Regions from separate parts of the Homo sapiens genome. Here region 2 is linked to region 1. A link is a loop called in an ENCODE intact Hi-C map of the cell type or tissue named here. Cell type or tissue: PC-3. All regions are shown on one strand. Region 1 overlaps BIRC6 (baculoviral IAP repeat containing 6). Region 2 overlaps BIRC6 (baculoviral IAP repeat containing 6).

The links. Peaks named below come from ENCODE experiments on the same cell type or tissue, not always from the same donor. Only the 100,000 strongest peaks of a DNase experiment are listed, where the experiment ranks them.
Region 2: it touches region 1 in a loop (2.9-fold over the local background); 1 of 110 quality-filtered maps calls a loop at or near these places.

Annotation. Positions count from the first base shown.
Region 1 is chr2:32,483,818-32,486,317 of GRCh38, reverse strand. BIRC6 (baculoviral IAP repeat containing 6) reads right to left here. Exons shown (of 74, transcript NM_016252.4): 40 at 559-675. Among named protein-coding and RNA genes, the nearest start is that of MIR558, 47 kb to the left of the region's middle. In PC-3, no CTCF peak of the experiment used is centred here; a DNase peak (open chromatin) is centred at 1,257; H3K27ac peaks cover 1,471 bases.
Region 2 is chr2:32,543,593-32,546,092 of GRCh38, reverse strand. It overlaps BIRC6 (baculoviral IAP repeat containing 6), which reads right to left. Exons shown (of 74, transcript NM_016252.4): 63 at 233-450. Among named protein-coding and RNA genes, the nearest start is that of MIR558, 13 kb to the right of the region's middle. In PC-3, no CTCF peak of the experiment used is centred here; no DNase peak of the experiment used is centred here.

The DNA.
Region 1 (2,500 bases):
TAGTTTCAATACACACCATATGGCAAGGAAAGCCTAAAATATTTACTATTAGTCCTTTACGAAAAAGTTGGCCTTTCTTTTCTGTAGGTTATTAGGTAGTAAATCCTCTCAATTCTGGCTTTCAACTAACAGGCCTATTTGGCTGTCATCCTACACTATATTCTCTATCCTAGTCTTTAAGGATGATAAAGATGTTACTACAAAAAATCTACTTCATCATAAATTTGGAATAGTGCAATGAACTCACAGGCAGGTATGAAGGCTTCTGTAGGAATTTTATTAACCTTACAACAATACAGTAAACAAAACACAATGGAGGTTTCTGCACTGAACTGACAGCACTACATGGAAGTATTTTGCATGATACTCTCTGCATTTGTTAATCCTTTGTCTTAGTTTTCAACTTGCTACTAACTCGGAGCCAGGAAAGTGCTACATACTAAGTCCCCTCAGACTCACATCATGGAATTTAAAAATCTGTCCTTGATGAATCCACCTGAAAATGATGAAGAGCTGAATCATTCACTGCAATACTCTAAAAATGGTCATTTTACTTACATGTAGGAGATGTATTTGTTAATGCCTGTAAAATGGAATCTGCCTCCAGAGTAGACATCATTTTCAACATCAGTTCTGCTTGCTGTTCAAGTCCAACTTCTAGGCGAGCATCCAGGGCTACAAAAAGCAATTGAAAGAAAAAGAAAACATTGACAATTATTACTCATGTCCTACCTCCTACAATAAAATGATGACATCTGAACCCAAGAGAGGATGAAGAGTGTGTTCTTACAGAACAGCCACCTAACATGCAGTATCGGAGCCACAGCAGGGGAAGAATATCTGTGGAAAGGAGGGTAGAGACAGGCGATTGGTTATATAGAGACAGAAATATTAAATAAGTGAAGTAACAATAATGGAAACAAAGACATTAAGGATAATGAGAACCAGGTTTCTCACTGTCAGAATAAAGTGCTATAAATACAGACAAGAAGAAAGCTAAAATGAACCCTATGGAGTTAGATTAAATCCAGATACACTGATGTGAATTCATCATATTCAGAATAGATAGACAGATACAGAAATATAGATGCCAAGTGTGTGTGTTCACACGCACACACAAACACATACTCCCTAGCTCTGTCCACCACGAGGAAATGAAAACAGTCCCAAAATAGCAACACATATATCCATGACGAAATCATGGTTTGTTAACCACATTTCTCCTTTAAAAGGTTTTGAAATACCATGCTCCTTTAAGAAGTGACTAATTCCCGGGGTGGGGCAGATTAAAGTAAAGGATGAGCCTGGGCTATCATGTTTTGCCAGAGAACAAGGAAGTGCTAAAATGATGAGAAAATCTCAAGGGGGATCCTATTGGTCAAATTTGAGACAATCTGAACATCAAAAAACAGATGACAACATTGTGAATATCTTCATTAACAGTGAACTATACACACACAAAAAATGGTCAAAATAATAAATTTGCCAGGTGTGGTACAGCATGCTGTAATCTCAGCTACTTGAAAGGCTGGGGTTGAAGGACTGGGCTCACCCAGGAGTTCAAGACCAGCCTGGGCAACATAGTGAGACCCTATCTCAACAAATAAAAAAGAAAAATTTTATGTTATTTACATTTTTCCACAATTTAAAAAAATGGTAAGGTATAATTCACTGAATAAAAAAAGGCAACCATGAGTCCGTTCAAAACTGAACGAATAAACTATTACAGTAATTTTTTCTTTCTTTCTTTCTTTTTTTTTTTTTTTTGAGTTGGAGTTTTGCTCTATCGTCCAGGCTGGACTGCAGCAGCACGATCTTGGCTCACTGCAACCTCTGCCCCAGGGTTATAGCAATTCTCCTACCTCAGCCTCAGTTCCCAAGGATTACAGGTACCCGCCACCATGTCTGGCTAATTTTTTTATATTTGTAGTAGAGATGGGGTTTCACCATGTTGGCCAGGCTGGTCTCGAACTCTTGACCTCAGGTGATCCACCTGCCTCGGCCTCCCAAGTGCTGGGATTACAGGCGTGACCACCGCACCTGGCCAGTAATTTTTTCAAAAAGAAACTTTGTGAGGAACAGGATAGTTATAGTTTCCGAGTACCATTCTGCTCCCCAGCCCCCAAAAAACTTTTTACAGCAGCCGGGCACAATGGCTCACACCTTTAATCCCAGCAATTTGGAAGGCTGAGGAGGGCGGACTGCTTGAGCTCAGGAGTTTGAGAACAGCCTGGTCAAAATGGTGAACTGCTTCTTGATTCTAGGAGGCAGTGACTGCAGGGAACTGAAAATCATGCCACTACACTCCAGCCTGAGTGACAGAGCAAGACCATGTGTGTACCCCCAAAAAACCCAATGAGAACAAAACATTTTTACAGAGGGGAAAAGAATAACTTTACAAGGGAGAAGCCCAGAAGACAACTCATTCATCAAGTGGTTAAACTTAACATCACCAATAATGAGAGAGATCAAAATCATGGGCCACCCTAATTGAATGAAA
Region 2 (2,500 bases), 60 kb before region 1:
ATTAAGCGCTTAAATCTTTTCTGCTTTTCAAGTAGATAGGTTTCTTTTTGGTTTACTGAAGAAGACTAATAGAGAAAACAATTAATTTACAATTTCTGTTTTAAATATCCTTTTAGATGTGAAAATGGAACACCCAAGTCTCTGAAAGATTAATTCAGAAAAAAACTTTATTCTGTACTCCCTAATTAAATCTAGTTTTTTTAATAACTGAAATAATTAAAAGTGAACCTACCTCAGTTTGATTCACGCTAGAGTTTGGAACTCGTGGGGAATGGTGGCTCAAAGCAGAGAGACAGACAAGAATGAGGTGTAAGGCTCCAATTTCCAATGCCATCCGCCTTAGAAGTACACCATCATCAGTTGTCAAAGGTGTAGTGCTAAACAAGCTACGAAGGACGTGGAAAGGAAGGGTTGGAAGCACATTGGCTGATGGAGATTGAAGAATATGACCTAGATTGAAGAAAGAAGAGGACTCAAGATTAAAAACAGTTAAAAACACATAAGAAGTTACATACAGGGTCATAAATTAATAATGACACTGTAATACAAAAGTATACCACTAAATTATTTAGAAAACCAAATACCACAAATACAACAGTAATATCTTAAAATTTAATAACGAATAAGTATCAGGAAAAACTCTGTCAGACACGGTATACATAAACCTCAAAAAAATGGAAACATATGTATGATCATAGCTATAGATTATGTCAAAATTATTACGAACTAGAATTTAAACTAAAACCTGAACAATAGAAAAGAAGCATTAGTAGTATCTTACAACAGTAAGAAAGTAACTGCTTTTCTTGGGAGTAGCTTTAACCAAGAACAGATAATGAACAAGTAAAACTATTTTTTTCCCAACAGTGTTCTACTGTGTTCTAGCCAGGAAGGGGTATTAAATGCAAAGAAAGCAATGCTACATGGATGGTACACGAGACAATTATTAGAGAGAGAGATATCATAACTATCCTTTTTAATAAAAATTCATTGTATATGCACTAAAAATAGTGTGAAATTACAGAAAGCCATTTTTTTTTCCTTTTCTGTTTAGGGTTACACCTACTTTAACACTCTGTGGTAACAGTGTTGAAATACCATGGTTCTTATTACACATTCTATGTCTTTATCAAAATATCGTATGTATAACATAAATATGTACAACTACTATGTATCAATAAAAAATATGGTTCTTACCCCTCTATCTACTTAAAAAAAAATCAGATCAAGTAATTAGAAATTCCTGACCTACTAAAATAAATACAGTTGACACCTGAATAACACAGGTTTAAACTACATGGGCCCACTTATATGCCAACATTTATGAGGGATTTTTGTTGTTAGGAAAATATAAAGGAAAAAATATTTACTTTGAATATTTGATAGCTTCAGAGTTTTGAGATCTACACATAAATTCATATAGTTTTATTAGATTAAATATACTTTGTAGTACAGAACTTAACATTTTATTCTTTCTAAATGGCATGTGAAAGAAATCGACCCTAATCAAAACCATGTGATTTTAAAATAACATAAGGAATATTAATTTTCTAATAAATATTAATAGAATAAATAGTAAGTGAAAATGCAAAAAAAAAAAAGAAGAAGAAAGAAAAAAGAAAATGCAGACGTCACCCAAATGAAAATCTACTTGTGAGGCTATCCTGTAATTCTTCAGTTTTTCTATTAAATAACAATGCCAACCCAATGGAAACAATCATCACAGCTTTCTCTTATTATTCTATGTTATCATTAATACATATTATGGCATCATTTTCCTAATTCTGTTCTCTTTAATCTAAGTATTGCTACCAGATTCATTTTCTGAAAAAAACTATATTCAACACATCACTAATCTTAACACATTTTAATAAACCTTTATTGCTATTCAAAATAAAATCTAAAGTTTTTAGTACGTTTTTTCCATGATCTGTTACCAATATTAGCTTTTAAAATGCTCACAATGCTCCCTTTTGTGCAAATTTTCATCTGCTAACTTATCCCCTCTCATACATTTTAACCTCAAAACACTGCTCTTTCCATTTATTTTCTGAGATAACTCATCCCAACCTAAATCTAATCTGTCCTTCAAGGCCCCACTAAAAACTACCATGCCACTTCATTCACATTGCTGAGTAGTAAAGAAATAATCTCACATGTGTGTTTCTCCATAATACTGCACTCAAGAGTACTGAAGGGATTTTATAACTTGCTAAGTATACATGTTTATGTACATCCCTTGTTTCTATTACTGGAGAACATTAGCTACTTGGGGGTAGCTCTAAATAACTGCTTCATGTTTACATCCCCCCAGTGATGCCCAACAGTTTTGTCAGCACAAGGAAAATAATTTTTGAATGAACACAGAGATGAAAATGAAGATTCTTTAGGATTTATTATGTATAACTAATACTGGAAGTGAGCTACCACTTACAAATCATCTAACAGCTTAACTATGAAGGAAATAAATGATGAATAATAGGCAATGATCTGGATACCT